5 separate regions of the Homo sapiens genome follow, and all the other regions are linked to region 1. Evidence: chromatin contacts called from ENCODE Hi-C or POLR2A ChIA-PET data. All regions are on one chromosome and are shown on one strand. The core of a region is the stretch at or near the end of the contact, and the rest is flanking DNA. Distances in the headings are between cores, read along the strand shown. Region 1 holds the start of KLF9-DT (KLF9 divergent transcript). Region 2 holds the start of LINC01506 (long intergenic non-protein coding RNA 1506). Region 3 overlaps TMEM252-DT (TMEM252 divergent transcript). Region 4 overlaps PIP5K1B (phosphatidylinositol-4-phosphate 5-kinase type 1 beta). Region 5 holds the start of FXN (frataxin).

What was found. Hi-C counts contacts between places; a loop is a spot of excess contacts on that map. ChIA-PET counts read pairs that join two places held with the same protein, here RNA polymerase II (POLR2A). Pooled maps may share reads with other maps.
Region 2: a map with no recorded cell type shows a loop between it and region 1 (10-fold over the local background). The contact joins the promoter of LINC01506 here to the promoter of KLF9-DT in region 1. A Hi-C loop is called at or near these places in 2 of 37 single-sample maps with no recorded cell type and 4 of 50 pooled maps.
Region 3: a map of B cell shows a loop between it and region 1 (14-fold over the local background). The contact joins the enhancer-like site here to the promoter of KLF9-DT in region 1. A Hi-C loop is called at or near these places in 1 of 168 maps with a recorded cell type or tissue (B cell), 4 of 37 single-sample maps with no recorded cell type and 7 of 50 pooled maps.
Region 4: a pooled map shows a loop between it and region 1 (10-fold over the local background). The contact joins the enhancer-like site here to the promoter of KLF9-DT in region 1. A Hi-C loop is called at or near these places in 4 of 50 pooled maps.
Region 5: a map of CD4-positive, alpha-beta memory T cell shows a loop between it and region 1 (6-fold over the local background). The contact joins the promoter of FXN here to the promoter of KLF9-DT in region 1. A Hi-C loop is called at or near these places in 1 of 168 maps with a recorded cell type or tissue (CD4-positive, alpha-beta memory T cell) and 7 of 50 pooled maps. POLR2A ChIA-PET finds 5 or more read pairs at or near these places in 2 of 52 experiments (naive thymus-derived CD4-positive, alpha-beta T cell and naive thymus-derived CD8-positive, alpha-beta T cell).

Annotation. Positions count from the first base shown.
Region 1 is chr9:70,411,941-70,416,385 of GRCh38, reverse strand. It overlaps KLF9-DT (KLF9 divergent transcript), which reads right to left and starts at 2,196. Exons shown (of 4, transcript XR_001746710.3): 1 at 1,976-2,196. KLF9 (KLF transcription factor 9) reads left to right here and starts at 1,729. Exons shown (of 2, transcript NM_001206.4): 1 at 1,729-3,527. The coding sequence starts at 3,023. LOC124900273 (a long non-coding RNA gene) reads left to right here and starts at 3,580. Exons shown (of 2, transcript XR_007061576.1): 1 at 3,580-4,036. RefSeq lists enhancers at 2,017-2,146, 2,487-2,566, 2,395-3,248, 3,587-3,696, a promoter at 1,878-2,680 and silencers at 2,857-3,036, 3,772-3,964.
Region 2 is chr9:68,545,352-68,549,796 of GRCh38, reverse strand. It overlaps LINC01506 (long intergenic non-protein coding RNA 1506), which reads left to right and starts at 3,195. Exons shown (of 4, transcript NR_109769.1): 1 at 3,195-3,238; 2 at 3,961-4,080; 3 at 4,173-4,296. The region is part of intron 2 of TMEM252-DT (TMEM252 divergent transcript); the gene reads right to left.
Region 3 is chr9:68,637,976-68,642,420 of GRCh38, reverse strand. All of the region lies in intron 4 of TMEM252-DT (TMEM252 divergent transcript), which reads right to left. Among named protein-coding and RNA genes, the nearest start is that of PIP5K1B, 65 kb to the left of the region's middle. RefSeq lists a silencer at 3,146-3,235. Within about 2 kb of position 1,885, at least 3 of the 41 ENCODE cell types and tissues checked have a DNase peak (open chromatin) inside an H3K27ac peak, as active enhancers do; they include B cell, where a contact is called at or near this core.
Region 4 is chr9:68,894,376-68,898,820 of GRCh38, reverse strand. PIP5K1B (phosphatidylinositol-4-phosphate 5-kinase type 1 beta) reads right to left here. Exons shown (of 16, transcript NM_003558.4): 8 at 4,183-4,445. Among named protein-coding and RNA genes, the nearest start is that of PABIR1, 120 kb to the right of the region's middle. RefSeq lists an enhancer at 2,523-2,672. Within about 2 kb of position 2,605, at least 4 of the 41 ENCODE cell types and tissues checked have a DNase peak (open chromatin) inside an H3K27ac peak, as active enhancers do.
Region 5 is chr9:69,033,973-69,038,417 of GRCh38, reverse strand. It overlaps FXN (frataxin), which reads right to left and starts at 2,666. Exons shown (of 5, transcript NM_000144.5): 1 at 2,471-2,666. The coding sequence starts at 2,635. RefSeq lists silencers at 1,431-1,725, 2,308-2,777 and an enhancer at 2,098-2,147.

The sequences.
Region 1 (4,445 bases), core at 947-3,446:
AGGGGTTGTACAGGCCATGATCATAGAGATCCTGGAGAGATCCCGCTGGTATATGCACTGGGCCTTGAGGCAGGCAAAGGTGCAATTTCTAAGTGATCGTGTATCCTAGGGGACAAAATTTGTCCCAGAAAAATCATGAAGTAGGCAAACTCCCCTGGGCTTCAGTGAATTCTTTTCTAAAATTAAGAGATTAAGTTCTAAAAATGCAAGAACTCCAAGATGGCTTGGAGTTTTTTATACACTGTATACCTACCTTACAGGGATGCATGCAGGGTGCTTGGTACAGGGCCTGACACAGAGTAAGCCCTCCATGAAAGGGGTCGGTGATAATGATGCTGATGGTGATGATATTCTTGGTTGCCCAGTATCCCCTATCTACACCTTTCTTCCACCTGCAGTCACCTACTGCAATATCTTCCCTGTACCACTTTAATATTTTTGTTGTTGTTTTCTTTATTTTTTTAAGCTGTACACTTTTATTGAACTGGTCTTGTCAGGTTTGTTATTTTTTAATTAAAATCTATTATACTCTTACTTACCTGAGCCACCCTTAGTTATGATTTAAAAAAAAACAAAAAAAACAGGGCCTTGCTCTGTTGCCCAGGCTGGAGTAGTACAGTGGTGTAATCAGGGCTCACTGCAGCCTTGACCTAGGCTGACGCAGTCCTTCAGCCTCAGCCTCCTGAGTAGCTGGGACTACAGGTGCGAGCCACCACGCCTGGCTAACTTTTTTTTTATTATTATTATTTTTGATGTACCACTTTAAAAACAAAGTCAAAAGAAACTACTGTAGATCTCACATTGGTAGAGTCAATTTGAGACCCTTGCCTCGGAGACCAGAACCTGGTGTAACTTTCTCTTAACAAAGGTTAATAGCCAGTGGGGGGTCAGGGTTGGAACTCACCGAATCTGCATCACATAGAATCAGGTACCTCTCACATTCACGAAAGTGAATTATTTTTAATGAATTGTGCTGACAGTATGCCTCTTGCAAAAAGAACTAGCCCTAGATTCTTTTCTAGCTATCAAGATGGAAAACAACCACATCGTTAATTCAGACGGAGGGGTAAACCAAGTTAATCAGACTCCAAGACCCATACTAATTGTTGACCAAGTAATGCCACAGTATTCCATGGCTAAGGATTTCCAGCTTGTTCCAGTCCCTAAAAATCTGTTCTGCACAGTTAATATTTCACAAAACCAAAAGGGCTTAGTTGCAAGCACAAAGAGCTAGAAATCAGGAGACTTGTGGTTTCTATTGAGTTCTATCATTATCTGTCTAATAAGATAAATAAGTCACTTCTCTGTAACTCAGTTTCCACATTTGTGAAGTGAGGGAAGAGAAACATGTCCTAAAAACCATGCAGGGGCTCTGGAAAGAAAAAGAGCTAAGAATGGTGGGTTTTTTATAAAAGTTACACAAATGAATGGTTTTTGTCTCCGTTTTTCTGAAAGTGGGTTAAAAATAGCCTCCAAATAAAGCTAAAAGAATTTATTTAGACTAAATTGCACCAGAGAAGTAGAGGAATTAAGAGATATGACAAGCAAAGATGGGATGTTTCAATGGAAGAATCTCAGGCAGTAAAAAGGCTATGCTGTAAAACCAGAACTTTTGTTAGCACTGCATTTTTAAGATGAATTGGTCATAGTTAATGTATTGGATGGAAGAATTTTTAAACATCTGCCCCAAAGTATGCTGCATCCAAAAAATATATAACAAAACGAATTCTTACTCATTTGTGTTTATTCTTGGACTTATCCTGACATAATGGGGTTTTTTTAATTATAGATTCACACTGCATTTATTCATCACCCCTGTCCTCTCATCCATAACTCAAATTTACTACCAGCAACACAAAATACAAAGATGTGTCCAGTTTCACTACAGCTCTTCGCGTTTACAAGTGTCGAGCGCTTGCTTTCGGAACGCCCTTGTGATTGGCCGAGCCAATGCCAGTGACATCAACCAACTTACTTTTGATTGGAAGGCTGGTTGCTGGGACTGTAGCGTTTGCAGGAAGTCACTTAACTGTTTGGGAGCTGGAAAACCGAAGCTGAAGTTCTCTTTTGCCATAGGAACGAGCGCAACTGACTAGGAAAGATGTGTCCCAAAGCTCCGCAAGCTGGAACGTGAGCCAGGAGGCCCGGACCGGCCACGGGACCGCGAGGCACTCCGAAAGTGTGCGGCTGCCCCTTCCCTGCCTCCCAGCTGTTACCCTTTTAAATGTCAGTGTTCGAGGCTGTAGGGGTAGCACGAGGCAGCGAAACGGAACAGTCGGATTGGCCGCACGCCTCAGTTCTAGACGCACCTCTCCACCGAAGGCCGTTCTGACTGGCAGGGGGAGAAAGTAAACAGAGTTGAATCACCCTCCCCACTGGCCAATTGGAGGGGGTTTGGTTTGTGACGTGATGGGATTCTGCGAAATTGTTACTGAGCAAGAGAATGCCGGAACGGTGCGGACCGGCCGGAGCAGGGGTTCAGAAGCCGTCAGTGGACTCGGGAAAAAGTGTCTCTTAGACCTGGCGCTCGGCGGGACCCTCGCCACCCGCGTCGGGGTGATCGGGTGAATGTCCTGGGGCTTTGGCTCGACGGCGAGGCGGCCGAGGGCGTGCACCTCTCTTGCAGTTTCCTCTCCCAGCGCCTCGGGGGCGTTTTCAGTCGAATAAACTTGCGACCGCCACGTGTGGCATCTTTCCAAGGGAGCCGGCTCAGAGGGGCCGGCGCGCCCGTCGGGGGATCGCGGCCGGCGCGGGGCAGGGGCGGCGGCTAGAGGCGGCGGCGCGGCGGAGCCCGGGGCCGTGGATGCTGCGTGCGGAGGCGCTGCCGGTTACGTAAAGATGAGGGGCTGAGGTCGCCTCGGCGCTCCTGCGAGTCGGAAGCGCCCCGCGCCCCCGCCCCCTTGGCCGCCGCGCCGTGCCGCGCCGCGCCGCGCTCGTCGTCCGAGGCCAGGGCAGGGCGAGCCGAACCTCCGCAGCCACCGCCAAGTTTGTCCGCGCCGCCTGGGCTGCCGTCGCCCGCACCATGTCCGCGGCCGCCTACATGGACTTCGTGGCTGCCCAGTGTCTGGTTTCCATTTCGAACCGCGCTGCGGTGCCGGAGCATGGGGTCGCTCCGGACGCCGAGCGGCTGCGACTACCTGAGCGCGAGGTGACCAAGGAGCACGGTGACCCGGGGGACACCTGGAAGGATTACTGCACACTGGTCACCATCGCCAAGAGCTTGTTGGACCTGAACAAGTACCGACCCATCCAGACCCCCTCCGTGTGCAGCGACAGTCTGGAAAGTCCAGATGAGGATATGGGATCCGACAGCGACGTGACCACCGAATCTGGGTCGAGTCCTTCCCACAGCCCGGAGGAGAGACAGGATCCTGGCAGCGCGCCCAGCCCGCTCTCCCTCCTCCATCCTGGAGTGGCTGCGAAGGGGAAACACGCCTCCGAAAAGAGGCACAAGTGCCCCTACAGTGGCTGTGGGAAAGTCTATGGAAAATCCTCCCATCTCAAAGCCCATTACAGAGTGCATACAGGTTAGCGGCGTCGCCCTCTCCCCCGGAGCTCTGGGGTTAGTTAACCTTTGGCCAGGCAGCGTTCCTGGGCGTTCGGGACACTGCACTCGGCCGAAAGGGTGCAAACATGTTGGATAAGATGCGGTTTAACTCTTTAAATAATTTAAATGTGCATTGGCGGAAAGCTCACTCTCTCCTTAATTGTCCCCGGCCTCCGGGAGCCACGGAGAGCCTTAAACTGGCGGGCAGAGCGAGTGCGGTGCGTGGCTTCGCGGGGAGTGGTGTCCGCCCCTCCCCTGTCCCGCCCCGCCCCCGGGACTCTCCCGCACCCCGCGACGGTGGGGCCACCCCACCTGGGAGACGCTGGCAGCGGGGAAGTCAGATGGCGTATCTTTTATTTAATTCTCTTGTCGGGTTGCAGAGAAGTGGTTGAAACCGAGGGGGGACGCGGCGCACTTTACTTCGAGCCTTTTAGGGATGACTAAGGACTCATTTAACTGGATGCCTGCTACTTTTTTGGGCTTGCCAAGGTGGTTTTAAATTTGGCTGGGAGTCCCCCGAGAGGTTTAAAATAACCCGGCTTCAGGCAGCATAGGAGTCTGATCAAGTAATGGTGGTTAACTTCACTCATGAGTCCTCCTGATGAGCCAGGTTTCAGAGCTGACTTTTTTTTTTTTTTTTTTTTTTTTTTTTGGCCATGTGACTTAGGTCGCACCCTCCACCCCTGAATCGCGGTTTGCAGGGAGGTGTGGTCCTTGCCGGAGGTCAAGGCTTGGTAATGAATGTTGGGCGGTTCTGGAGGCCTCAGGGAATAGTTCCTCCCAGGGAGGGTGAGAGGCATGGCCGTACAAATGAATGTGGCCAGAAAGACATCTATCTGCCTTTTAAAATGGGCTTTGGAGACTTCCAGGGACCTGGGTCATCCAATTCTGTTGGTTG
Region 2 (4,445 bases), core at 1,946-4,445, 1.9 Mb after region 1:
TTTTAGTACTTTCCTTATTATAAGTGGGGTTGAACATATTTTAATTGTTTAAGGGCTATTTCCTATTTCTTTTAAAAACACTTATATGCTTATATATTTTGCTCATTTTTATATTATGTGAAATTACTTATTATTTGGAAATGACTGACAATGAGAGCATGGCATATAAAAATGTGTGTGATTTGGGTCAAAGTGACACAAATGGGTGGCACTAATTATATTTATTTGAAAACAAGATTGGAGATAAATTAAGCATACTGCAAAAAGGATGACAAAACAGTCATTAAAAGTAGACTAAAGAAATTGTTAAAGATTAAAGCAAAAACTGGTGAATCATAAAACTAATAGAATCGTTTAAAAAGGCCTGATTTACTGAAGACACTATCCCAAAATGACAAAAAATTCAAAGTAGACTAGAGGAATTATTGATGATAACTTCAGAAACTTATGAAATATAAATTTATAAACAAAATAAAATCTTTCTTTAAAAAAAGCCTGAATGATTATAAAACCAAATGCTGACTCTTAGATCAATACATGAACAAGTAGTTTTGAAAAATCTAATGAAATAGCTATGGTTAGTCTCATCAAAAAAACAAAAAGGAATAAAGACACAAATAGCAATGTTAAGAATTGGAAAGGTGACATACCTAGAAAATCAGATAAGACTTTAAAATTATAATTGAATACTGCATATAATATTATAACCATATATTATATTATAAGTGAACGTTATGTGTGTGTGTGTGTGTGAAGAGAATTTGTAGGCATGTAAGTGGAATGTTTTTTAGGAAATTGTAAATTATAAAAAATGACTTCAGGAGAAGAGATAACCTTAAAACCTTTAGGAGAATTTGAAAAACTAATTGAAGTTTACCATAAAGAAATGATGCCAAGGATATCCCCCCTTCTGCCCAGGAGTTAGAAAGCCTGAAAGAGTATTGCTCTCATCTAACAACCAGAAAATGCCTGACAACCTACAAAATCATAATATTTCTTGACTCCATCAGGGAGCTGAGGTTACAGGGCAAGTGAATAGCTTCAATCTAAGGAAAGACAGGAGCCTCCAATGGAAGCCGGGACACAAGCCCTGGCTCTCCTATGACAGGGCCCAGGTATAAGAGACACAAATGTCATACAAGATCGTAAGAATAATTCAGCTGAAGTTTTTAACTAATTGTTAGATGCCAAATGTGGGCTAATGTGGGAGTACAGAAACACTAGGAGCTGTAGACACGATGGGGGTTTGCACCCACTTCTGGGCTCTTCTCCAGTGGATCTCCACCCAGCTGCTGCAGGAAATTGTCAAGCCCCAGCTGGACTCTGTTGAGCTGCTAGAGTCGGGAGGTGGCAAACCCTCCTTCCCCCAGGGCACAGGCGAAACCCATGTGGCTGGAAAAAGTGAAAAGAAAAAGCCCTCTGTAAGGGAGGATCAGGGAACTATCCTGAGGTCAGATTGTTAGAGGAAACTAATGCTGGAGAAAGAGTAGGTTCACTGAGAAAGCCCCAGTCTCCAACACCAGGATCTTAAGGCCTGCATAAGACTAAGGTGGATCAAGACAACAGAGAAACCCCCTCCCCCTACCACCCAGCTAGCAAGCATCAGGTAATAAGCATAGTCTGCTGCTGAAAAAATAGGCAAGAGTATGAAGACCCACCCCACTCAGGTGCGAGTACTCAGTGAAGGTCTAAAATTGAGGATAGAGGAGGAACATTGAAAAAAACCCTTCAGCAAGCCATCCCTCACCCCAAGCACCAGTTAATACCAGAGGAATTTGAAGCCAGTAGTGCACTGAAGGGAACCATAATAACAACAAAACCCAAACTCAGCCCAAATCTTGACTAGATTTGCTCAACTCCCTACACCGAGAGGTGAGCAATGGCAGAGTTGTGCCCATGTTCAGGCATGGCATATCTACTGTTTATCTCAGTCTCTACTATCCTACACACAGTACCTAGCAGTCAATAAAAAATTACAAGGAAAAAAAAGTAAGAGAAAAAAAGGTCTTGGACCCAGTGGTTTTATGAGGGAGTTCTACTAAATCTTTGAGCAACACATATTTTGCTATCACTTAAGTTATTCAAGAGTATTAAAACTAGGAAGTGGAGAAAAGGGAAACAGAATATTACAGAGAATTTCATAAAGTGGGCACAGAAACTGCTTCCTATTTACAAGTCCCTGCCCATCATGCCAGGTGGTGTCAATGCAGGCAGTCAGATTCTGCCCTGGCTTGAGGCTTCTGCTCTGATCCAAAGTGGCCATGGAAGTGTGGTCTTTTCAGTTTTCCAAGGATCCCCAAAGAAATTAAATTTGTTCTGGCTTATTTGTGGATTAAATTGACCTCCCTCTAGAACAAAATTTATCTTTCTGTTTGGCCAATAGACAGGACCAAATTTCCTCACCACAACTTTATTTACAGAAACAGGCTGCTGCCCCATGAGCCATATTCTGCCAATTAGATTTTTTAAAACATTGCTGGAAAATATGATTTTTCTTGATTACTAAGTTCCACCCTCCCCACCCCCTATAACCCCCAACAAATTTTGCACTTTAGGCAACTGCCCCATAGTTCCACCTAGTCCTGGTCTCCACAGAGTCCCCTGGCCCAGAGACCCACTAGGTTCCACCCAGGGTGAGTGGGGCCTCACGTGCTGCTCTCACATCAGCTTACCTTACTGTGCCATGCACTTTGTGAGAAGCTGTTCTTTGCCAACCAAAAAAAAGCCTTCATATAAATCTTCTCCTGAGTGGGGGAAGAGGAGGGAGGGTGGACAGTTTCAAAAGCAAAGAAAACAAGAATGGAAAAGAGGAGGAAGTGGCCAGTGCTCAGTGAACCCTCAAGTGTGAAAGGCTAATCCAGAAATCACTCAGTAATCACCACCGTGAAATCAGGCAGGGCTGACATCTCTTGCTACGCCTATGCGCCCCTTCCCTGCCTCCCACAAAGCCTCACTTCCTAAACCAAAGTGACCTTCTGAAATCTGGCCAGTCTGCCTCAGCTCTTGGCCCCATGTCCCTCCTATGCAACAGCTTCTACACACCATTAGTTTCCTTCCAAAGTCCCCACTGACTTCTCATTCACAGCAATGCTCTTCCTGTTTTCGAAACAAGGGTATTGGCCCATGTGCCTGGTAAACAGAAACTAGAGTGCATAGGGCTGTGAGAAGTTCTAAGGCATTTGTGTATTGCACCGGAGACTGAAAGAAGGGTGAGGTTTTGGGGGCTCTGATGTGCAAGGTAAGGCACTCAGTGTTCAGAACAATCCTCATGGATCTGTCATGCTCAAAGGAACAGTGTTGAAAGAGTGATTATGGTTTAAGATAATTTGGCTGTCAACCAAATAACATGTTGTTGCTTACTGCTATGTCAGACACTTCTGCTGATTGGTGAATTTTTTTTTTAATTTATTTTTATTTTTTTATTTTTCGAGATGGAGTCTCTCTTAGTCGCCCAGGCTAGAGTGCAGTAGTGCGATCTTGGCTCACTGCAAGCTCCGCCTCCCGGGTTCAAGCCATTCTCCTGCCTCAGCCTGCTGAGTAGCTGGGACTACAGGTGCCCACCACCACGCCCGGCTAATGTTTTTTGTATTTTTAGTAGAGATGGGGTTTCACCATGTTAGCCAGGGTGGTCTCTATCTCCTGACCTCGTGATCTGCCCATCTCGGCCTCCCAAAGTGCTGGGATTACAGGCATGAGCCACCGCACCCGGCCTGATGGGTGAATTTTTAAGAGGAAGAATAATAAGCAAATAGACTAGTTTAAAAGCAAGGTATCATTTCCTTGGTGGATCTCTTGAGAAGGAGATGGAAACAGTGATGGGGGACTTTGGCTTGGCCTCCACTGAGTCCCAGAACTTTTCTCTCTAGAGGTGTGAACCATACCCCTCCAGCGTATCCATTTTCCCATCAGTTTCATACTGTCTGTGAACTTTGGTGAATCATCAGTCTCTCTCTTCTGCAGTGTTGCCACCTTTAAATGGCCCCTTACTCTCATAATCAGTGCTGAGTAGTGGCAAGGGGGAGAAAATGGAAAAGTTGGCATGGGAGAGAAGGCAGATCCAGAAGATAGGATACAGCTCAGGTAAAGGGCCAAAGGTCTCCTGAAATGACTCTTCAAGGCAACTTCTTAGTGTTTGACTGCCTCTTTCTTACATTCTTTTTATTTTGCCCCAGCCCTGAGAATGTGGCCTGATTTTCTCTTCTGTTATTACAACTGCTCTTCTGCTTGAGTTTCTTCTACACCTTCAAGATGGCTGAAGAACAAGACGCTTTCTCTCCATGTCTATGCTGTTTCACTGTGAGTAAAGCAAGTGTACATCTGCTTTCATTTCTTTTTTTCAAAAATGTTATTACTACTAGTGAGTGTGGGGAAAGAGGGCATACTGCAACATAAATAGGAGGGAAACTGCAAGTAATAAAAATTGTTTAAAATTACAAGTAATTGGT
Region 3 (4,445 bases), core at 636-3,135, 1.8 Mb after region 1:
CTGTATTGCAATTCCCCTGCCTTGATAAATTGGCTTTGTCTAGGCAGCAGGCAAGGTGAACCCACTGGGTGGTTACAAGTAAACCAAAAAAATTAATAATAGGAATTCCCTATTCTTGACAGTTATGCTATCTTGCCCCTAGGAAATGTCACTTGTTAGGCATGAATTGCCAAGCAGAGAAGGAAGATGGCAAAGTTTACAGGAAGGAAAAATGTCAAGGCTCCTTTCACCAAACAAGGAGATCCTGGAACCCAAAGCTGGAGACAACTCTGTATCACATCCTTCACATCCCACTCCAGGCTTTCAAACATAAAATGAGAATTGGCCAGTTTAAGGATTCTAGAATCCACAAGACTCTATAGCTTCAGTTGTCCCCCTCATTCATGAAGTCATACCCAAGCGCTTAGCTCTCAGGGATATCCACTCCGGTGATTTTCTGCAGCACTCTCAAGGAATAAAGCTCATAAAGAAATTCCTTATAGTGTTGCATAGCACATTTTGGGTTTTTGTTTTGTTTTGTTTTAAGATGGAGTCTCACCCTGTCACCCAGGCTGCAGTGCAGTGATGCAATCTTGGCTCACTGCAACCTCCGCCTCCCGCGTTCAAGCAATTCTCCTGCCTCAGCCTCCTGAGTAGGTGGAATTATAGGCGTGCACCCCACACCTGACTATTTTTTTTTTTTTTGTATTTTTACTAGAGATGGGGTTTCACCCTGTTGACCAGGCTGGTCTTGAACTCCTGATCTCAAGTGATCCACCCGCCGTGGTCTCCCAAAATGCTGGGATTACAGACATGAGCCACCACACCCAGCCATAGCATGTTTGTATAGTTACTGCATTTCATCGCCACTAAACTTTGTGAGGTAGGCTAGGGCATACATTAACTTTTATTTTTATTATTTCTTTTCTGTAGACATGGAAATTGACCCCTAGAGAGGTAAGTTAACTTGCCAAAGGCACTGGACAAATTTGGGGTAGTGCTGGGACCAGTACTCAGGACCTTCAGCCGTAAGACCTGATTTGTTCTATGACACCATGTCCCTCCCGTCAGCATCAAGAGATGTTTGTCCAGAGCCTGGGAGGTATAGGCCTTTGAGCAAAGCTCTCTGGATAGGAAAACAGATGTGGTCTCCACCCTGGGAAGGATTTCTATTTTCTTTGGGAGATGACCCTTATTCTAATCCAATTACTTACCACACAAATAGTTCATTGGTTTTTTGGAAATATATTGCAAGCACAATCAAGTTTATACTTCTTTTCTGTGCCCCCAGGGATTTTATACATTGCCCCACACCCAGCAGGTGCTTTGTGTGTTGGTTCAATGAAGCTTACATTAGAGACTAAGAGTGGCAGTTTGATAGAAAGAGTGGAGACATTGGAACCTGGTCTGTGTTCACGTCCTGCCTCTGCACTTTCTGGTTGTGTGACCTAGGCAGGCATCTGACCCCTCAGTGCTTCAGGTACCTCAACTATGAAAGGAAGACCTTAGTAAATACCACACAGAGTGATGCAAGGACTGTGACATAATACAGCTATGGTCTTGAGTATACTACCTGGCACAGAGTAAGGAGGCAGGAAATGTTCACTATACTATTATTAGGATGTGTACCTTATCATCTTCCTAATACTTTCAGCTTGTCATTGTTGAGCCTGCAAAGTTTCCTGTATGTATTTCAGCACATGCTTCTGTAGAATCTAATTGCAGGTGGTTCTCTTTTCTTTTCATTCAGGCGAGGAGGATCATCACATTCAAAGCTATAGTTCAACCAAGTGCAACTTAGCACTGTAACTTCCTTAGCTACAGTCATGCCTATTAATAGGATCAACCTGGGACCTTCTTGGCAGGTGTCAACTCCACCCACAACCAAGTTCACCAAAAACACAAGTTAAATTTGGAACAGGAGGCTTTGAACAAGATGCCCCTGGTTGCTACATGTGGTACTCTTACCCTAAATGCAGTGGCTAGGGGAGCTGCATTTTAGTGTTACGATACTTCCGATAGGACCAGCAACTGCTAGAAACTGCTAGAATCCTATTCAAAGGATTCCTGGAGCTCCTTTAATAGAGCACATTAGTGTGGACCAAAGTCATTTCCCAAAGAGTGGGACCCCCTAAGCCCCCTGTGCCAAAGTTGGACACAAGGGCTCATAGAGTCCGTCTGCTATCTCACAAGATGCTTCTGAGCCCAGATGATTTCAGCTCAGTAACGTCCAATCTGCCTGCTTGTTTTCCCTTCTGCTTTCCCCAAAGCAGCCTCAGAAAAAAGGAAATGTTGCCTGTGTTGAAATGGGGCCTCTGTTGGAAAAAATAAAACACAGTTTCACTGCAGGTCAGCATACTCAACCCTACACTCTCCTCGTAATGGAATATAAAGCAATGAAACTCTTTCGGGTTCATTACTTGGAACTCTATCAATTTGTCTCCAATTTACTCATTCCTTTGATTCAGGTAGGAGAGAGCAATGATGGCCTTGACTTCCAGAGTCACCTCCCACCTGGGATTTCTCAGGCCCAGAAGCACACTCCTTTCCATTGCTTTAACTCTTAATTCCTCTCCCCTGCCCCACTGCATAGAAATTAGCATGAGTAGACGTGTCTATCTCTACTGTGAACTATGTACTTAGCATAAAATACCTTTAAAATAACTTGATAGCAGCTCAGCTGTCTCTGGAAATATACCCAGTTGAGCCTTTTAATTATAAGATGTTTGTTGTTCCCCCGGTATTTGAACAATTGCTTTTCTAATTTCTGAACCTACCTGTAGCTATATTTTTTGAACTCTTAGGATATGCTAGGCTCTGCACTATCTGATTTAAACCTGACAAAGTCTCCATGAAGTAGGTATGACTGTTATACCCATTTTACTGTTAAGAAAAAAAAAGGGAAATTAAGTAACCCATAATGCTAACTTTTCTGCCTCAGTGCCTCCCTGTTATAACAGGCTGTGGGCTTTTTTTTTTTTTTCTTCCTCTCTCTCTCTCTCTCTCTTTTTTTGGTTGAGACGGTGTTTCACTCTGTCGCCCAGGCTGGAGTGCAATAGAGCGATCTTGGCTCACTGCAACCTCCGCCTCCCAGGTTCAAGCAATTCTCCTGCCTCAGCCCCCCGAGTAGCTGGGATTACAGTCATGCGCCACCACGCCCAGCTAATTTTGTATTTTTAGTAGAGACGGGGTTTCACCATGTTGGTCAGGCTAGTCTCAAACTCCTGACCTCAGATAATCCACCCACCTCAGCCTCCCAAAGTGCTGGGATTACAGGCGTGAGCCACCACACCTGGTCGGGCTTTGTTCTCTTTACGGATGAAAGCACCTTGAGGGTGGGGACCAAGGCTTAAAACTCTGCCGAGTTTTCAGTTGCATCCCTATTACCAGGTGGGAGTTTCACAAATGCTACAATCAGTCCAGTTCTCAACAATAATTTATACAAAGTGCATATCTATTTAGAACTTTCTGGGTTTGAAACTTAGTATCAATCCCTGTGGAGTACACAAAGGAAGTACATCATCTATTTGGGGGGTATTAGTCCCTATGAAACAGGAAAACCAATTAAATGTTTAAACTAAAAATAAATGTTTCAGCCTCCAGAGAAAGGGGAAACCTTCACTGGGGAGGTGGTGGGATTTCAGGTGGCCCTTGAAGAACCAGGCCAATGTCAAGAAGTGGAGAGGTGGGAGAATGAGGAATAAGGTGTGGGAAAAGGCAGTCTTGGGGGAAAGAAAATGGGGAGTTGGCCTGTAACAATAGAATATGCACATTGTAATTTCTTTCACCATCAAGGATGAGAATTCTAGAAGGCTTATAGAGACTTCTCTTGATTAGAAAAAAAAATACTTCTTAGCTCACCAAACAGATTTTCCTCCAGAGCCTGGTATAGGAGGCAAAGGACCCATATAGGGCAAGTTCCAGATACAGAAGGAACTGGTCTTCGCCTCCTTCTGGTTCTGGTGTTCTCTTTGACCACCCTTTTCTATTTCCAATTATTTTTCTCTGAATTTAGTTTTTGCAAGTGGAAGATACAGAAGCTTTATGAGCAGAATAAAACAACCAGGGTTGGCAGCCTTGCTCTCAACCCTCTAGCTGTGTGTGATCTTTGAGGAGGATGATAGCAAACCTTGGTTCAGCATGTCTTGTGTGCTAGGTGATGTGTTAGATGATGTGCCAGGCATTGGGTGTGTGTTAAGTCATTGCATCTTCACAAGTAAGGTGGGTCATTACCTATTACCACTGCCCTTTTGTGACAAAACAGAGGCTTAGTGAGATTAAGTAATTTGTCTAAAGTCACACTGCTGGTCAATAGCAGAGCTGGGACCCCAGCACAGATGATGTGACCTCCAAGTCTGCTCTTAGCCCATGCATTACTACTTCCCAAGTCACTGGACTTCTTGGAGCTCCAGTTTCCTCATTTGCAAAGCATTCATAAATATTTAATGAATATTAAATAAATATAA
Region 4 (4,445 bases), core at 1,356-3,855, 1.5 Mb after region 1:
CAATAAAAGCAGTGGCTGTGCCTACAGTGAGGAGGGGGCAGAGCCATGAGTTATTTGGTAGGCAGACTGGGACATGGTGATTTTACTGCATGCAGGGAAAGAGGGAGAGGAGGGAGGAAGGAGTAGCTTCAGGGTGCAGATCTGGGTATCTGGCTGCACGATGGTCATGTTCCCTGGGTCACAGAAGACTAGAAGAGGTGCAGGCCTGGCGGAAGATGAAGGGGTACCTGGGATGAGCAGTTTTCAAATAGGACACGCATCTCAGCTTGTCTGTCACGTGGGAGCCATTGGGGATGGTTTGAATAAATCCTGCTTTCTGGTTTTGATAGCAAGTGATCTGTGATGTCTTTGTAGTACTCAATGTCACCACTCTTTCCTTGGCTCAAATTAACTTGTGGGTATGGATGGCTGTGGCAGTGAGCATATAGAGGGTCAGACCAAGGGATAGGAAAGCCTTCAAGAAAGGGGACTCATCATTTACATATCCATTTCTCCCCCACCACACACAGCCAATGGGGAATAGCAATGTGGAGATGGGGTGCAGAACCTGACATCTGGATGCCTGCTTTTGGAAAGAGCCCTCTGATCCTGTGGGGGAATTGGGCTCAGCAGGGTTGAGGCATAAAAGAAGATCAGTTTTCTAGAATAGTTCCAAGTGGCCAATGTGCTACATGGAGGAGTTGGTCAGGAATGAACCATCCCAAAGGGCAGGCTTATTATACACAGGGGTCTGGGACTGGGCTTGGGGAAGCCAGGCAAAGGGACTCAGGGGCTGCCACAAGGATGCCAGGAGAAGATGGTATGTGTCAGGAGGACTCAGTGCAGGATGAGGCTGTTCAGGTCTTTTCAGACGCAGAGCTCAGAAACGGCAGCTCTGATTGGCAGTCAGGGAAGCAGTCCATGGGGAGCAGGGAATAAGCTAGGTCAAGCTGGCCCTTCCGGCCAGCACTCATGCTAAAGGAAATAGAATTCCAGGGTCTGAGATGTCAAGCCAAAATATGAAAGGAGAGGTGGGGGCGCCAAGAAGCAGGGGGAGGTCAGCCATAGGTTAAGAGGCTTAACAAATCCGTCTGGGAACAACAAAGAAGCTGGGGTCCAAAGGTCTGGGATTCTTGGATTTGCTACTGCTAAGTCCTTAAGAGCTCCCTGGCACCACCAGAAAGGGTCTTCTGACAATATGTGGCTCTCATATTATGTGGCCACTTTCCTCTTCTACCCCACATGCTCTCCCTATTAACTGCCCCAAAACCAAACAACTATAGCTCCCGGAACACATTGTGCTATTTCACACCCATTGTTTCATACCTATTGTTCTCTTATCCTAGAAATATGCTTCTACTGCTTTGCCTATCCGGAGAAAGCTTCTCATCCTTTAAAAGCAAGCTACAATGTTCCCTACTCTAATCTTCACAATATAATATCATTGCACATACTAGACTGTATGGCAATTGATAAAAAATAAAGGTCGTGCACCTCATGCTTGGCATGTAGTGTGCTTGCAATATGTGCTGATAAGTGAATAGAAGCATATATCCTAATATAGGTTTAGTTCACCTTTCTCTGCCTGGGGTGCTGATACAGTAATACATTTCTCTAACTGGTTTGTTTCTAGAGCCTTAGCCATACTGTCTCACAGGAATTTTAGCAGAGGAGATTCCTGATTGATAGGTGCTGGCCTCAGCTCAGACTAACCTTGCAGACCCTCTGGGTCTCTGCAGCCCCTCAGCCAGCACTGAGGCTCAGCTCTGCAAAGCAAGGGCAATATTGGGGCGATGTCAACCACATATCCTATTGCAATCATCCAGTGAGTTGGCCTTTCAGAGGATGACCTGAAGAGAGAGAGAGGTAACTCTAGGAAGGGGATTCTGAGCCTTGGGGAAGAAGGAAGGGAAGGAACAACGGGCTCCAAGAGATTCACGATCCATCACGAGGATGGGCATTTTTTGGGGGGAGGAGAGTTCACAGCATTCATACGATTTACTAAGAGGCCCTTGACTATTAAATATTAATATTCACCATTCCAGAAATAGGCTTTCCTTGAGGCAGCTCTGCTCAGAGCACCAGCTGTTGAATCCAGATCCCAGAGGACTTGGTCATGGTCAGGACAGATCAGGGAAGGGAGCTGAGTTCCCCTACAGCTCAGCATTTACACACTCCCATACCAGCCCAAGAGAAGCCTTTCTGAAGGCAGATGTACATATTTTGAAGAATGTCCAGGATCTGTGTCTTGTACAACTGCAAATGCAGTGAGTAAGAGGGAGTTAGCCTCAGGATACCTCTACCTTGACCTTTATGTTCCTTAGAACAACAAACCTGCCAAAGAATAAAAAATAAAAAGGCAAATCTCCAGGGTCTCACTTGTGATGAAAAGTTTGGTTTGACCTCGCGGTCTCAGTCCTGAGCTCAGGAAACACTAATAAATAGACAAATCCTGAGCAATGGCTCTTTTACATTTGCTTTTTTTTTTTTTTCTGGCAGAGAAGCATGTGGTATTAGAAGGCAGCAGATAAAGGCTTTCCATACTAAAGAGGCAAGAAGCACACAAAAGAGAAAGCAAACTTAAAACTGGAGAGGCTGACACTAAACTCTGGGGAATTGAGAGTCACTTTTTACCCACATCCTGTAAAGGGCAGAAAAAACACAGGAAAAAGATTTCTACTAAAATATGTGTGTTCTGTTTTTACGTTTTTTGAATAGAAAAACATGCATCACTCAAATCCACTCAGATATCTGAATATCTGCTGGACGTTTTTTGTTCGTCTGTTTGCTTGGTTCCTACTGCTCCTTCCCTGACTTCTGAAAAGATAATTAAAAAAAAATCCTCAGAGTGAGACTTTAAGTTTTAGTTGTTAGAAGCACATGCCTTTGTACCCAAACAGATGTGGGCTCTGTCATTGACTTGGTAAGTAATGCTGGATAAGTTTCTGAATCTCTTTAAGAACCCAATTCTTCAGCAATTAAAATGGAAGTATGAATAGTACTGACTCCAAAGAATTGCTGAGAGAATTAAGTGAAATGATGCATTAAAAAAACCTTAGACTAACCTGGCATACTGTAAGCATTCAATAAACGGTAGCTAAACAATAGGAGTAACATCTCTGTCAATAAAGAAAAACAATTCTAAGGACACATTTTTGTGCACAATCATGCAAGCTATAACAGGCAGAAAGGAAGAAATAAAAAAAAAAAAAACAGAAACAGTAGACCTGTGTTCCTTAGTGGAAATTCCCTACTTTATACCTTAGAAGGGGTGTCAGACTGTCTTCCTCACCTTCACGTGAGTTTGGGTCTGGCAGAGAAGTGTCTCCCCTCCCCTATAACAACATGGGTCATCCGTCCAGGCCCATGGAAAGTGCAGAAAACCACAGCCTGTGCCATCATGCTTTCTGCCCACCTCCACTACCCAACTTAGCCAAGTGGCTGGACGGTTCTCCCATGATTATTATCCTTCAGAAGTTATTAGCACTGCATTTTTCTTTTCTCTAAAAAAATTTTTATCTCTTTTCACCATGTTAGAAAAAATCTTCCCTTAGTTTTTTTTTTTTTTTTTTTTTTAAAGCATTGCAGCCTGGGGGAATTCCTCCCCACTTTGGACAATCACTCCAGCTAAGTTTGCATGGAATGGTGTCTGCCCTAATTGGCAAGCTTCATTCCTGCTCACCTCTTATTCAGACCACATAAAATAATTTCAGCAAACGTGCTGCTCATATCATAGTTTTGCATCCACACTGATCTCTAGGGAGCCATTATTAATCCCAAGTACATTTTCTTTAAACTTGTCTCCCCAGTTCGAGTCTTACTTCTTCCAAGATTTCTATACGGCTTTTCTTACTCAACACCACATTAAACCTAAATTCTATTTCTTTCTAGTTAAACTATCTTCCCCACAGCGGAGAAAGAAAAGAAAACAAAGCTTTCTTGTTTCATTTTATCAAAGAAAGCTGACTTAGCTTATTAGTAAAATCAACAGAGATGTAGGTTAAGGACTCTAGATAACTCCCTTATCATCTACCAATTCCTTCAATATCAGGGAAGCATGGCTCAGCGCCAGGATTGGGAAAGATAGGATTCCACATGTCTGCCACTTTGGACATTCCTTATTTCTATGCTTTCAATAAGTGGCAGCCACAGTTTACATGAGCACAGAGTTCAAAGGAAATCACAACAATCAAACTTCCTTACCCGGCAGTCTCTCTGAAGTGTTTTCATAAGCGCGTTGTATGTTTCCGTATCAAAATACAACCCTTCGTGCATGTCTTGCAGGAAATCTAAGTCCTTAAATGTGGGGTTGGATTTCTCTCTCTCTTTACGGGATGCTCTTCGCTTATACGTTGAGCCTTTCAAGTCATATGTAAAGTGCATTCTCATGGAGCGTGGCAAAACGTTGTTCATCACCACAATCCTGATATTAATGCCTCCTGATTGCATACAATACAGTCCGTAAA
Region 5 (4,445 bases), core at 1,417-3,916, 1.4 Mb after region 1:
GTGTGGCTCCCATTCTGTTTCTGTTGAACAGCTGCTTTAGAAGTAGATGCAAGGGGTGGAGAAAAGGGTGGGGAAGAGGCCTTCAAGTGAACTCAGTTTCTGATGAATTTTGGAGACCAGGGGGAGCTTAGGGTCAATCCAGGACAGTCAGGGCTTTAAAATAATTAAACAGGATGGTGGCCCCAGTTGCCACTGCCACCCACCCAACTCCTCAAATACCCAAGATGTGCAAGGGAACTATGGAACAGACAGGTTAAACAAATGTGATTAATTCAGTATAGAAAAAAAGAGGCCCAGCTGGTGACAGAGGTTGCTAACCATCTATCCAGAAACCCAGTGTCCACCTCCTGGGCGGCAGCGCCAAGTTGGGTGTGTTTGTCAGTCAATAGCCCTTAACAGCCACCAGGTACCATCTAAAAAACTGTACCACCTCTTGTCATTCTCCTAAATTAAAAACTCTGCTGATGGCCAGACGCGGTGGCTCACGCCTGTAATTCCAGCACTTTGGGAGGGCGAGGTGGGCGGATCACCTGAGGTTGGGAGTTCGAGACCAGCCTGACCAACATGGAGAAATCTGTCTCTACTAAAAATACAAAATTAGCCGATAATCCCAGCTACTCGGGAGGCTGAGGCAGGAGAATCACTTGAACCCAGGAGGCAGAGGTTGCAGTGAGCTGAGACTGAGCCACTGCACTCCAGCCTGGGCAACAAGAGGGAAACTCTGTCTCAAAAAAACAAAACAAAACACAACTCTGCTGACAACCCATGCTGTCCACACAGGCAGGGGTGGAAGCCCAATACGTGGCAGCTCAGATAGTGCACAGAAGCCAAGTAATAAATGTCTGCTTTCCTAGAGGAGATCTAAGGACCATCATGGCCACACTTGCCTATTTTTCCAGAGATGCTGGGAAATCCATTTTATTTTTTATTTTTATTTATTATTATTATTTTTTGAGACGGAGTCTTGCTCTGTCGCCCAGGCCGGAGTGCATTGGGCGATCTTGGCTTAATGCAACCTCTGCCTCCCGGGCTCAAGCGATTCTCCTGCCGCAGCCTCTGGAGTAGCTGGGATTACAGGCGCGCGACACCACGCCCGGCTAACTTTTCTTTATTTTCTTCTTCTTCTTCTTCTTTTTTTTTTTTTTTTGTATTTTTTAGTAGATACTGGGTTTCACCATGTTGGCCAGGTTAGTCTTGAACTCCGGACCTCAGGTGATCCACCTTCCTAGGCCTCCCAAAGTGCTGAGATTATGGGCATGAGCCACCGCGTCCTGCCAGGAAATCCATTTTCTAAGTCCTAACTTTTAAGCACTGGCAACCAATCCCAAAGTTTCTTCAAACACAATGTGGGCCAAATAACACGTGTGGGAAGTTCAAGCCTAAAGTACAAACTCCGGAGAGCAACACAAATATGGCTTGGACGTGGCCTGCCTCTTTCATCTCCCCTAATACATGCGGCGTACCAGCCACTCTGAAGGGATCCCCTTCCGCCTTCCTGGCCTTTGCCCAGACGGTTCCCTCCTCGTGAAACACCCTCTACCACTTCCTTGGCATCTTCAAGACCCTCATTAAATACCATGTCCTCCCCTTGAGGAATCTTCCTCATCCCCACAGCCATTCTTTGGGTTTCCTCCTTTCAAGCCGTGGCGTAACTGGGTCAGATATTTCTTTGTACCCCCCAAAGGAAGAAAGGGGAACTAATTTGAAGTTCTGAAGACTTTATCTATGTTATTCCCATTTAATCCTCACACCAGGTCCGCAAAATGGGCGTCACCTTTATCTTCTCCCTACAGAAAACAAAGCCACGTCTCAGAGAGGTTAGGGGAATCCCCCAAGGTCACACAGCTCTGCGGAGTGGGGCAGAATCTGGAATAAAGGTCGGGTCAGTTTCCAAAAGCCAGGGCCCCTGCTGCTCTAGCTATTCTGCAGCTCTGAAAGTTTCACCTCGTTCCAGGAAAGCATTTCGTTCAAAAAAATCCAGCCTTGAAAATATTAGGTGTGCGCGCGCCCGTGCGCGCAAACACACACACACAACACACACGCTATATACAGATACACACAGACACACACATTATGTGTATGTATATACTAGCAGATACCATCTATTAATATTACTGAAACAAGTTATCGCAGAGAAGTGACAAGCATGGAGACAGCCGCACACCCCTCGGAACCGGTCCCCTCCACCAGCCTGCCCTGCCTTCGCCCGTGCCTTGACCCGCAGTCGCACCGCAGGACAAAATGTCCCCTTTTCCTTCGGAAAGCAGAAGCCAGTGTAAATGCAACCGGGAGAACCAGAGAAGGGAGTTGCAAGGCCGCTTCCGCCGGGCCGCCCTGAGAAGGAGCGGGGTGAGCTAGTCCAGCGCGCGTACCCGGAGCGACCCCGGCGTGCGCGGCGCCTCCCTGCGCAGGCGTGCGGCGTGCGGCCCGCGGCGTGCGGCCCGCGGCTGTTCCCGGCGCGGATACTTACTGCGCGGCGGGGCGTGCAGGTCGCATCGATGTCGGTGCGCAGGCCACGGCGGCCGCAGAGTGGGGCCAACTCTGCCGGCCGCGGGACCCGGGTGAGGGTCTGGGCCTGGGCTGGGCTGGGTGACGCCAGGAGGCCGGCTACTGCGCGGCGCCCGAGAGTCCACATGCTGCTCCGGGTCTGCCGCCCGCTCCGCCCTCCAGCGCTGGGTGCTGCGGCGACCCCTGGTGGCCACTGGCCGCAGGCACTCTTCTGTGGGGGAGCAGCTAGAGGTTAGACCTCAGGAAGAACTTCCCAGCTTAGCACTATTCGTGCATTTAACAAAAATGGAGAGCCTGCTTTGTGCAAAGCACGGAGTGCAACCAGGACCCCTGACCCAAGGGAGACTGCAGCCTGGTGGCCCGCCGCTTCTAAAATTCTAAACAGGAGGAACTTGGGAGCTGCTGTCTTGCTGGGAAGTGGGTGCATGCACAAATTGAGGCTGCTTGGCCGCCGGTATGGGTTTACAGCAGTTGGGTATGTGGGGCCAGGAGACGGATGCCTTGTGTAAATCTGTACTCTGCCCACTTCCTAGCTGTGTGACCAGAGGGCAAGTTAATTAACCTCTCTGTGCCTTGTTTATAAAATGCGTTTTATAAAAGTTCCTACTTCATAGGATTGTGGTAAGGATAAAATGAGTTAAGCCCTGTAAAGTTTTTTTTGGACAGGGCATGTTCCTGTTAAGTGCACAATAAATATTGTTAATAGATTTTATTGATTGATTGATTGATTGAGACGGAGTCTCGCTCTGTCGCCCAGGCTGGAGGGCAGTGGTGCGATCTCGGCTCACTGCAAGCTCTGCCTCCCGGTTTCACGCCATTCTCCTGCCTCAGCCTCCCGAGTAACTGGGACTACAGGCGCCCGCCACCATGCCTGGCTAATTTTTTGTATTTTTTTTTTTTTTTAGTAGAGACGGGTTTCACCGTGTTAGCCAGGATGGTCTCGATCTACTGACCTCGTGATCCACCCGCCTCATTTATTTGTTTGTTTGAGACAGAGTCTCACTCTGTTGCCCAGGCTGGAGTGCAGTGGTGTGGTCCTGGCTTACTGCAACTTCTCCCTCCCGGGCTCAAGCAGTCTTCCCATTTCAGCCTTCCAAGTAGCTGGGACTACAGGTGTGCACCACCACACCCAGCTAGTTTTTGTATTTTTTGTAGAAAGGGGGTTTCGCTATGTTGCCCAGGGTGGTCTTGAACTTCTAGGCTCAAACGATCTGCCCGCCTGGGCCTCACAAAGTGCTGAGACGACAGGCGTGAGCCACCGTGCCTTGCCTATTGTTGATAGATTTTAAAAGAGAATTTTATTTCTGTTACATATTACAAAGGGATGCAAATTGTGAAAGTTTTCTTCACATTTTATATATGCTTTAGAGGATGTCAAATGTGAGCCGAGTGTGGTAGTGCATGCCTGTGATCTCAGCTACTCAGGAGGCTGAGGCGGGAGGATCACTTGAGCCTGGGAGCTCAAGGCTGCAGTGAGCTATGATTGTGCCTGTGAATAGCCACAGCATTCCAGCCCGGCCATCATAGCAAGATACTGTCTTAAAAAAAAAGAAAATGTCAGTTGTGTACACTTTCCATGGCAGAGAAGATGGGAAGGTACTAAAGTTCTTCCAAAGCCACTTTGTGAATCGTGAAGAGAGACATGTTTACATACTTAGGATGCTAAATGACAAGTGTCAAGAGGAATGTAAACTAACAGGTGTGAGTGTTGAGTGGGAGATTTATATAGAGCTAGGGATGGGGGAATCAAGGAAGTATTCATGGAAGAAGTGGTGTTGGCACAGGGCCTTCAAAAATAGGGTGGAGGAGGTGGGATCTGATTGCCTATCAAAGAGGTGGTCCAGGGCATTCTGGATGAGAGACATCCTTCTGTGTTTAATTAATTCTAGGCAGCTGCTTAAATACTGTTATGTATATGCCAGGCCTGGAGAAATCAT